Linked DNA regions of Homo sapiens: region 2 is linked to region 1. A link is an interaction called in ENCODE POLR2A ChIA-PET data of the cell type or tissue named here. Cell type or tissue: HepG2. All regions are shown on one strand. Each heading gives the region's core, and the rest is flanking DNA. Links, peaks and the distances in the headings are about the cores only.

Region 1 (5,371 bases), core at 189-5,188:
GCCCCTCACTGGGCCTTGCTTTTCCCTATCAGAATGAAGAAGCTGGGTGTGGGTGGGGGTGGTCCTGGCAGGCTCTTTGAGCTGGCCAAGGCAGTGGGGGTAGGACCCGCCTGAGGCCCCCGACCTGGCTGGCATCAGCCTTAGGCTCTGGTCTGAGAATCCAGCTGGCAGCCCTCAGCGGGTTCTTCTGGGCCAGAGCAGGCAGCCTGCTCCCAGGCTGGCCCCACCCGAGTCTCAGGCTGTGTCTCACATCCTTGGTTGGCCCCATCACATGCTGGCTCACAAGGTGATATCAAATATCCCTGAGTCCCTCCTCTGAGCTGAGGCCCTCACACCTCCGTCCTGACCTGGGAAAGTTCTCCTTCTGTCTGTGAACTCAGGAAGTTCAATAGCAGCAAAACATCTCCCAAGACACTGGGTCTGCTCTTCAAAGTCCCTTTGCAGACAGCTCCCCATTTCCAATTAGTAATGGCAGGTACCATTTATCAAGCGTCGCAGGTGTGAGGGGACTTTATATGCACCTCTTACCCTTGAACCTTCATAATCCCCTTTGTGGTACTATTATTATGATTGTATTTTACAGATGAGGAGACAGAGGTTCCAAGAGGCAGAAGCAATCAAGCAGTAACAGAGTGGAGAAGTGAGAGAGCTGGCAAACAGTGGGGGTGGGGGATGGAGGGGAGTCCTCACTCCAGAGCCCAGGGAATTTCCTTCCTATGTCTGCACTGCTGCTCTCTTGCCATTCAGAGTACCGACTCTGCACCAGGCATCCTGCTAGGTGTTGGTGCTGGGATGCACAGTGAATGGGCCAGGCCTGACCCCTGCATGAGCCACAGTCTACCAGAAGCCCCTAAAGTGCTGAGAATACTCATCAGAGGCCAAATGAGACTTCTTTTTGCCTCTACTCAGCTACCCCCCGCTCTACCACCTGCCAGCTGCGTGACCCTGGACAATTACCTTCCCTCTCTGTGCTTTAGTCCCATGAAAATGAAAAAATGGCAGAAATACTAATTTCTACCTCACTGGGTGATTGCAAGGAATGAATAGGAAATGCACGTCAATCAGTAATGCCAGTGCCTGGCCCAGAGAAGGTGCTTGGTGTCCCATCTAGGTCTGTCTTCGTTCCATCTGCAAGCATGCTTTACCAGGCTGTTGTCATCGCCAAACTCCATTTGAAGCTGAAGAGGCTCTGAGGGGTGAAGTGGTCCATTTAAGGCATAGGCTAAGAGGTGAAGCTGAAACAGAGCCCTCCAGGGTCCCGGATGCATGCTCTCTTTCCCTGGAACCCCTGGGCACCTGTACACCTCTGACCCTTCCCCTCTGGGTTCTGAGTCGCCTCGGAAGGAGTGGGAGGTGAGGGGTTAAGCAGGCTGCTTGGCACTGCAGCAGAAATCTCAGGAAGTACTGGGCTGAGAGTACTTCTAAGAAAGAGGGAGGCAGAAAAGGACATACTCATCCTGGCCTCAGTGGGCAGAGGTCAGCCTGGCTCCCGGCCCAGAGGCTTGCCCTCGAGGGGCCCCCGGCCTCCAGCCCAGCTTGGCTCAGCATACAAATGAAGTATTTGATGCCCCATGGTGGACCTCCTCCTTCCAGATTCTTCTTCAGGCCTGCCTCTCCTGGCCTTCCTGGGTAGATGCCCACAGCTGAGGCCTGGGGCGAGATGACCAGGGCTGGGAAGAAAGCCCTCAGCCCCCTCCACCATTCAGGCACTCTGAAAGCACTGTGAGGCCTGCACTTTGGGGTCAGGGGACTTGGCTCTGCCCATTCTGCAGGGAAGGCCCTGGTCACGTGACCAAATGGCTCTCAGCCCCAGGGTTCTTGTCTGTAAACAGGAGAAATAATAGTATTGCCTCCCTGGGATTAGGGGAGGCCTTCATTTCTCTTAAGTTCCTGGCCTGGCAGGTGCTATGCTTCTGGTTGGGGAAGCAGTTGCTAGGACCCTGCTCCAACAGGCTTAGGGCTGGAGCAGGGATTTCCTAGCGCTTCCCCATGCTTCAGGTTTCCTGGGGGTCTTCCTTAGGCTGTAGAGTTACCTGGCTTCTGCTCTGTGTCTAGCCAGGAGAGCCTGAGGCAGAGTCCCAGGACGGTGCCAGAGTGGAGCCGGGCCTCAGGATGCCATGAATTTCAGGGTCCTAAAATTCAGGAGCTTGTGTGGCTTAGGACCAGCACCAAGGGACCCTGAGCCTAGCCTTGGTGTCCCTATCAGCAGCCCAAGGACCCTGAGCTGGCCCTCACAGAGTGTCATGTGGCTTTTACCCTAGATAACACAGCCCTTGGAGCGTTCTCCTACCGCTGCCTGGAGTTTTCTCTGAAACACCCAGAGGCGGGGCCTGGTGGCTATGTCAGTGTGAGGTCACTAGAATGACTTGTCTCCACGACCTTGATCTAGTGATCTAGTGGAGCTCCAAGGCTAGCTGACTCGGGAACCCAGGACCACCCCCAACCCCCACCAGTGCCACCATCCCACAGGGCCTCCCCAGCTTTTCTGTTACCACAACCCACGGCGGGATCCAGGCTGCCGAGCTTAGGGACTTTTGAAGGGGTTTTGGAGGGCTCAGCAGCTCAGCCCTGTGGGCTTCAGCTCACAGATTCAGCCCCCACTGAGGCGTTTCCTTTCCATGGCTATTTATGGGCGTTTCCTGTCCCTTGAATAGGGAAAGTAAAAGGAAGCAAAAGAAACTGACCTGTGGGTCCTTGAACAGCTGGCAAATCATCTCCATTATTATTGATTTTAAAAAGCATACAAGCGGCCAGGCGCAGTGGCTCACGCCTGTAATCCCAGCACTTCGGGAGGCCGAGGCGGAGAGATCACCTGAGGTCGGGTGTTCGAGACCAGCCTGACCAACATGGAGAAACCCTGTCTCTACTAAAAATACGAAATTAGCTGGGCATGGTGGAGCATGCCTGTAATCCCAGCTACTCGGGAGGCTGAGGCAGGAGAATCGTTTGAACCCAGGAGGCGGAGGTTGCAGTGAGCCTGCAGTGTCCAGGCTGCACACCAGCCTGGACAACAAAAGTGAAACTACGTCTCAAAAAAAAAAAAAAAGCATACAAGCTTGGAGTAAAGAATGCCAAAGCTAGAAAATAAGCATGGAAAAGGGCAAGTCTAATAATAGGAGGGAATCCATGCTGGATACTTCAACCCTCCAGTGAACATATGCTGAGCACCTACTATTTGCCAACCACCATGCAGATTCCTTGACTTGCTATTTTCTCTCCATAATATATGCTGGGCATGAAAGATAACCCTTTAAGTCAGTAGTTTGCAGCCCTGAGACTGTATGTTGGGACCCTTGTGAAGATGTTTAAATTCCACATGCCCAGGCCTACCCCAGGTGAGTGACATCAGAAGTTCTGGAGGTGGGGCTCAGGAGGCAGGAATCACGAAAGGTCCTAGGTGAGGAGCCTGGGATGGAGTATTGCTCTGGGCTTCTCCGGGCCGCTAGCGTCGGAGCCGGCCCTCCACGTGGCATGTGAGGTGTTTCACTTGAGTTCGTGTGAAGAGACCACCAAACAGGCTTTGCGTGAGCAACAAGGCTGTTTATTTCACCTGGGTGCAGGCGGGCTGAGTCTGAAAAGAGAGTCAGTGAAGGGAGTTAGGGGTGGGGCCGTTTTATAGGATTTGGGTAGGTAAAGGAAAATTACAGTCAAAGGGGGTTTTTCTCTGGCGGGCAGGGGTGGGGGTCACAAGGTGCTCAGTGGAGGAGCTTTTGAGCCAGGATGAGCCAGGAGAAGGAATTTCACAAGGTAATGTCATCCGTTAAGGCAGGAACAGGCCATTTTCACTTCTTTTGTCATTCTTCAGTTACTTCGGGCCATCTGGATGTATACGTGCAGGTCACAGGGGATATAATGGCTTAGCTTGGGCTCAGAGGCCTGACAAGGTGAAAAGTAGTGTGTGCTTGCATCTGAATCTCACTGTGCTGCTTTCTGCCTGGGAAAATGGTGGGAGGGAAGTCAAGGAAATACCCCTTTATTTTAACCATAATGGCATAGTGTCTCTTTCTCCTTGGGGAGATTGTGACAGCTTGTCCTAGGAAGAGCTTACCCAGGTCATTCCTGAGTAGGTTAGCCCTGGTGTCACCTCTTCTGTTCATTTCTACAGGAAGAATTTCATCAACGCTTAGCTCATTCTGGAATTTGTTATTTTGACAATTTGGCAGTTCAGTTTACTAATGTATTATGTGTGTTTACGTGTGTGTTTCTGTGTGTGTGTATGAATGTGTGTGTCTGTGTGTGTCTGTGTGTCTCTTTCTGTGTGTCTGTATAACTGTGTGTCTCTGTGTATGTATGTGTGTGTCTCTGTATGTCTGTGTGTCTCTAGAGGTCTCTCTGTGTATCTGTGTGTCTCTGTGTGTCTCCAGATGTCTGTGTATCTGTGTGTGTGTGTGTTTGTGTGTATGTATGTGTGTCTCTGTATGTCTCTCTGTGTGTCTGTGTGTGCCTCTGTGTGTCTATGTCTCTCTGTGTGTCTGTGTGTGTTTGTTTCTTTGTGTGTGTGTGTGCACCACCTAAATGACTCATGTAGGAGATGTCACTGCTACTCCCCCATCCCCTAGGTAAGGAACAGATTTAGAGGCCAACGGCGGCACGGTAACCATGTACTCTCTGCCCTTTCCTGCCCAGCAGCCAACCTGCCTCTGGACTTCCCGCTCGCTTAGCCCGGCTCCCCACGGTCCTCTAGACAAATGTCTCTGTGTGTGTCTGTGTGCTTCTGTGGCTGTGACCTTGGGCAGGCGCTTTACCTCTCTGGGCCTGCAGGTATTGGGGGATAGAATAGGGCTCATGATATAAGTGGTGGGCTTGGTGCTTACTGTGTGTCACTGTGCTGAGGACTTTCCTGTGAACCTATCTCCTCCTCACCCTCCCAAATGAAGTGTGTCCCACTGTCCTGGTACCATACACATCCATCCGTCCTTGCTCTGCCCACTGTGTCCAGGGTTCTTGCTTCACTCAGGGGAGAAACCCCCCATCCTTTTGATGGCCTGAGAGGCCCTGCAAAGTCTGGTCCCCTACCTTTCTGCACTCTTTCCTCCTCTCTCCCCCTCACTTATGCTGTCCCCCTACACTGGCCTCCTCTCTCTCTCCTTCCTTCTCTTCATTCATTCTTCCTGTCTCTCTGTTTCTTTCATATAACATGTTTTTATCATCCAGATGCATCAGCTTCTCCAACCAAAGTTTTCGTTTACCTATATTTTTCTCTTACTTTCTATTCTCCACCAACCCTTTTTAGGGAAACAGTAGGTTGTTTGCTCACTTCGTTCACGTTAAGTGGGCTATTTTCCCTTTTGCCCAGGGTTCTCTTATATCTAGGATAAAATCACATTAGGTTAAATATATTGTACTTTTGCCATGCTAAGTTTTTCTTTTT
Region 2 (5,371 bases), core at 169-5,168, 51 kb before region 1:
TGGGGAGGAAAGATAGTGCAGCCACTATGGAAAACAGGAGGAAGATTTCTCAACAAATTAAAAATAGAGCTACCATAGGATCCAGCGGTCCCACTTTGGGGTATTTATCCAAAAGAATTGAAATCAGGATCTCAGAGACATCTGCACTCCCATGCTCACTGCAGCATTATTCATAACTGCCAAGATGTGGAAACAACCTAAATGTCTATTAATGGGTAAATATTGGTATATATACACCTTGAAATATTACTCAGCCTTAAAAAAGGAAATTCTGTCATTTGTGACACCATTGATGAAACTGGTGGACATTACGTTATGTGAAATAAGGCAGACACAGAATGAAGACTGCATGATTCCACTTACATGAAGTATCTAAAATAGGCAAATATGGTGAAACCCCATCTCCACTAAAAATACAAAATTAGCTGGGCTTGATGGTGCATGCCTGTAATCCCAGCTACTTGGGAGGCTGAGGCAGAATTGCTTGAACCTGGGAAGTGGAGGTTGCAGTGAGCCGAGATTGCGCCATTGCACTCCAGCCTGAGCAACAAGAAGGAATCTCCGTCTCAAAAAAGAGGGTGCTCTGATGTTAGGTATTCTTACCACACAAAAAATAACCAAATTAATAGTATGACTATAAAGTGACAGCATGAGATGTGAGGGGTGATAGAGATGGAGCTGTCCTGTATCTGGATGGTGGTGATTACATGATAAACAAGCCTTAACTTTCATAGAAGAGTGCACAAACACACATTAATTTTATCATATGCTAACTTTAAAAATAAAACAAAGAAAATAAATCATGAATCATTGTATCTGTCTGTAAGGCCAGTGTGATTTTATAAGTCCAATGACATGCCTAGCCCAGTGCTCAAGACATTACAAGCTGAAGGGCCGTGAGGTATTGCTAATAAGATGAGCATTACTTCTCCTCCTCCAAAGATATTCAAGACCCAGACCAGAATCTGAGAAAGGAAAGCTAATGCATGGAGGGGCTATCACAACGCCAGTCCCCAGTACATCAGGGACATCCGGGTCCTCTGACTTTACTAACTGTAATTACAGCCAGGCCTCTCATCTCGAATAGGGTTTCCACCTTTTGGAGAAACAGAATGGTTTGTCCATTTCAAGCGGATCTGCCTTCCTGTGTAGCTGTGCTGCCTGGCAGGTGCCAGGAGGAAGGCTAATTGTCAAGGGCATGAGGATTACGCTGTCAGAGGCACCAGCTGTTTCCCAGCATTTCTGAGGGTCGGTTTCCCTGGACATAAAACAGGAAGGATCATGCCCACTCAGAGGGAGAAGAGGTATCTGTAAAGGACCCCACATGTCCCCTGGCTCTTGGCTGTATGGAGAACCCTGAGTTCACCCTGCCTCTCCCGTGGGTCAAGATTTTTTTTAAACAAAGACAGCCAGCGTTGGAGGTTTTTTTCCTGTCCTGTACTTTTCCCACATATACAATCAATGTAATTAAGTTAATAGACCTAAAAGTTAAAGCTGACAACAGACAATTAGGCTAATTGCCACTTCCTTAAAGGATCAATTAGGGCTGTGTTTCCCAAACTGTGTTTTGAGAAATGGCACTAGCTGCTCCATAAACAACAGGGCATCTGAGACTATACATGTGGCAAATGTTGGGCTGAACCAAATAACTCTGGTTCGCTCAGTGCCGGACTCTTCAGAGTCCTCAGTGAGGCAGCCAGTGCGGCATGGAGGGACACAGACTGGAGGACACTGAGTCAAATCAATCATACAGACCAGGGCTTTATACATTTTAATGAATACATGAATCACCTGGGGATCTTGTTAAAATACAAATTCAGATTCCAGGTGGGCACTGAGATTCTCCACTTCCAACAAGCTCCAAGGTGCTGCTGAAGCTGGCATCTGGGACTGCACTTTGAAGAGCAAGGTTATTAGTAGAAAGTTACGGCCCCTTACTGTCCACTTCACTGGTGGGGTAACAGAGTTGCCGAAGGTCATGCAGGAGTGATGGGTGGGACGGGAACTCCACGCCCCAGCCTCCCGAGGCAAGGCTCTCCACCGCCACCCGACCTGGCTCCCCTGCTGCTCTCAGCCCTGCTTGCTATTGCTTCTCCCAATTCAGAGCACTTCTCCTCCGTCTTGGCTGTGCATTAGAATCACATGAGAGACTTTAATATACAGCCAGGGTTGAGGCTCACTGATTTAGATGTACCGGGTAAGCCTCACCCCAAATACCCTCTTCACACCCTGCCTGTCTCTCCCACGCCTGACAAAAACTGGCTAGGAGTAACTCCAAATAAAATACGAAAGGATTACCAGATGGGGAATGTAACTTAACCAGGACACAGCTGGCTAAAGCCCTGTCTCCTGCTACTACAGCACCACAGTCAGGAATCCAAACGGCCTTGGGAGGAGAGGACATTCCATCTCATTCCATGTCCCCGCGAGCAGGTAAACATGATGCTCTAAGCTGGAAAACCCCCACTGGTCAGCGTGGGAAAACTGAGCCCCTCGAGGGTGATGCCATTAGCTGGTGTGAGGGTCTTTAAAGACCATTTCAGAATCAGGTATCACGCTACATGAGGCTAGGGGGAAAAAAGTTGATGGCTTTAAGCTTCTTAATGAGCACTGTTGGGTGAGGATTAGTGAAGAGAAACCCAATGAATCCAATTAGAAGAGTTCTCAGTTCTCTCTGAATTTAGTGAATGGAAAAGAGAAAGCTTTAGAGATGAGCCTACAGGACACAGTGGAGCTCTGGTGCCAAATGGCAGTGTTCCAATCCCAGCTCCAGGAACGGGAACGACCGTGTTTCCGAACTCTGTGGCACCTCCACTGGCTCACCTGTAAAGTGGGGTAACAACAGCACCTCCCTTGTAGGACTGTGGAGAATTAAAGGGGCTGATACAGTAAGATCCTTACAACAGTGCCTGGCACTAGCAAATGTTCAATAAACCCGAAATACTGGCCTTTTCACATAATTTTCTCTCTGGTCTAATTTTTATTTTCTTTTTGCCCTGATTTTTAAGGCTATATGTGTATGTGTATGTGTGTGTATGTGTGTGTGTGTGTATGTGTGTGTGTGTTTTGAGATAGGGTCTTGCTCTGTTACCCAGTGTGGAATGCAATGGCATGAACATGGCTCACTGAAGCCTCCACCTCCTGGGCTCAAGAGATCCTTCCACCTCAGCCTCCCAAGAAGCTGGGACCACAGACGCACATCACCACACCTGGCCATTTTTTTTTCCCCATAGAGATGGGGTCTGGGGTCTTGCTATGTTGACCAGCTTGGTCTTGAACTCCTGCAATCCTCAAGCAATCCTCCCACTTTGGCCTCCCAAAGTACTGGGATTACAGGTGTGAGCTACCACACCTGGCCCATATATATATACTTTTTTTTTTTTTTTTTTTTGAGACAGAGTCTCGCTCTGTTGGCCAGGCTGGAGTACAGTGGCAAGATCTCAGTTCACTGCAACCTCCGTCTCCCGGGCTCAAGCAATTCTCCTGCCTCAGCCTCCCGAGGAGCTGGGATTACAGGTATGTACCATCAAGCCCGGCTGATTTTTGTATTTTTATTAGAGACGGGGTTTCACCATGTTGGCCAGGCTGGTCTCAAACTCCTGACCTCAGGTAATCCGCCCACCTCAGCCTCCCAAAGTGCTGGGATTACAGGCATGAGCCACAGCGCTCATTTTATATTTTTTAAAACTTGCTGTAAAGTATATGTTCTTGTCAGCTTCCTTGGAATTCTTTCTGGAAGAAACAGCAGGGTAGAAATACAGGCATTCATGTTAGCTACTCTCTGCTGAATGTTAACTCTGTGCTCAGAGGTCCCTGTGGTGGCTGAGGCTTAGCTTGGTGTAGGAACTGATGGGGCTACCAGGGTCCCATTCCCTATTGGGGCCTAAGGAATTAAGACTGGGCCAGGTGCAGTGGCTCATGCCTGTGATCTTAGCACTTTGGGAGGCCAAGGAAGGAGGATGACTTGAGGCCAGGAGTTCAAGAACAACCTGGCCAACATAGCAAGACCCCATCTCTATATAATTTTTTTTTAAAAAGGAATTCACACTGGATCCTTAGAGCAATGAGACCCATTTGAAGGTTGAAATCAGGACATGAAAATATCAGATCAACTTTGGAAAGCTCACTAGGGAGTCCTGAGGAGGTCTGGGGTATCCTGGAGGGAGAAAGACCACTCAGAAGGCCAGAGTGAAAAATGGTAGAGGCCAAACCAAGGCCCTGCAGCAGGGCCAGCCCCATCAGGGCCGCATGACCTGTGCAGGCACACAGGGTCACACACTCAGAGGGGGGTCCATGCTTGGCTGAATGCGCTGCTGCTGCCGTCCTGAAATTCTTAATACTTTTTCAACAAGGGACTCCACATTTTCATTTTGCACTGGGCCCCACAAATTATGGGCCTCATCCTGCATTGCAAGTTGCATTGCACATTGATCCTGCAAGTGTGCATTGATCACACTTGCCCCTACATCTACTCTACCAGGTGAGGCAGCGAAGTTTACATCCCCTCCTTAAAATGAAGAAATGGAGGCTCCGAGAGGGGAAGTCAATGGTCCCAGAGCACATCTGGTCAGTGCCAGTGCAGCGGCACCCCCGAGGCCTTGGGTTTTCAACATGGGGGCTGTCACTGTGGGACAGCAGCCACCTGCACCTCCCGGAAGGCAGTGCTCAGGCACCACTGGGCCTGGGCACAGGGCTTCCGGATGCTGTTATCTTCCCTCCTCACCCACCCTGGGCTGGTGTGCAGAAGGCAGCAGGTGCTACTGGCCCCAGGCCAGCCGGAACTCGAAACAACACACACGGATGTGGGTCACAAGGCTAGTTCCACAACTGCAACAGCCAGCCATTAGTGAAACAATTTAACAAGAGCAAAGCAAACACAATAAATCATTGAAAGCTCAGCCTCCCTCCCCTGCGTTCTGCCTCCTTCCTTAACCCCAAAAACAACCTAGGAACGGCAGATTCAAGGGTGGAGAGGGGAGATTTCTCCACTAATGGCTGAAAATCTGCCCACTGAAGCTGGCATATCAAGTCACGTCATGTCTATGGCTTCCTTGACAGATTTCAAGAGGCATCTCCAAGGATCGAGTTTGGCTCAAGCACAGTTCTAGGTGCTGGAGATGCAACCTTGAAGAAGCCTGATAAAAACTTCTTGCCCTCAGGAGCTCATGTACTAATGGGAGGGAGAGAGAAGCAGCATGATAATTAAGTGAATTATATAATGTGTTAGGAGATGATGGGTGCTTAAATAAAATGACACAAATAAATATGGCGGCCAAAATGGATGAGGCGCTTACTCTGTGTCTAAATGCTTTCCGCACTGCCTCATCCCTCAACTGTTCTACTTCGGTGAGTACTCTCCTCATTCCCATTT

Evidence for each region. ChIA-PET counts read pairs that join two places held together with the same protein. Peaks named below come from ENCODE experiments on the same cell type or tissue, not always from the same donor. Only the 100,000 strongest peaks of a DNase experiment are listed, where the experiment ranks them.
Region 2: POLR2A ChIA-PET joins it to region 1 with 6 read pairs; 31 of 35 experiments call an interaction of 5 or more read pairs at or near these places.

What each region holds. Positions count from the first base shown.
Region 1 is chr5:172,786,261-172,791,631 of GRCh38, reverse strand. No RefSeq gene overlaps it. Among named protein-coding and RNA genes, the nearest start is that of DUSP1, 18 kb to the right of the region's middle. RefSeq lists an enhancer at 3,433-3,934. In HepG2, for the core only: no CTCF peak of the experiment used is centred there; DNase peaks (open chromatin) are centred at 1,799, 2,351 and 2,631; H3K4me3 peaks cover 1,496 bases.
Region 2 is chr5:172,837,261-172,842,631 of GRCh38, reverse strand. The region is part of intron 1 of ERGIC1 (endoplasmic reticulum-golgi intermediate compartment 1); the gene reads right to left. It overlaps LOC124901135 (a long non-coding RNA gene), which reads left to right and starts at 1,762. Exons shown (of 2, transcript XR_007059054.1): 1 at 1,762-2,433; 2 at 5,059-5,282. In HepG2, for the core only: no CTCF peak of the experiment used is centred there; a DNase peak (open chromatin) is centred at 2,377.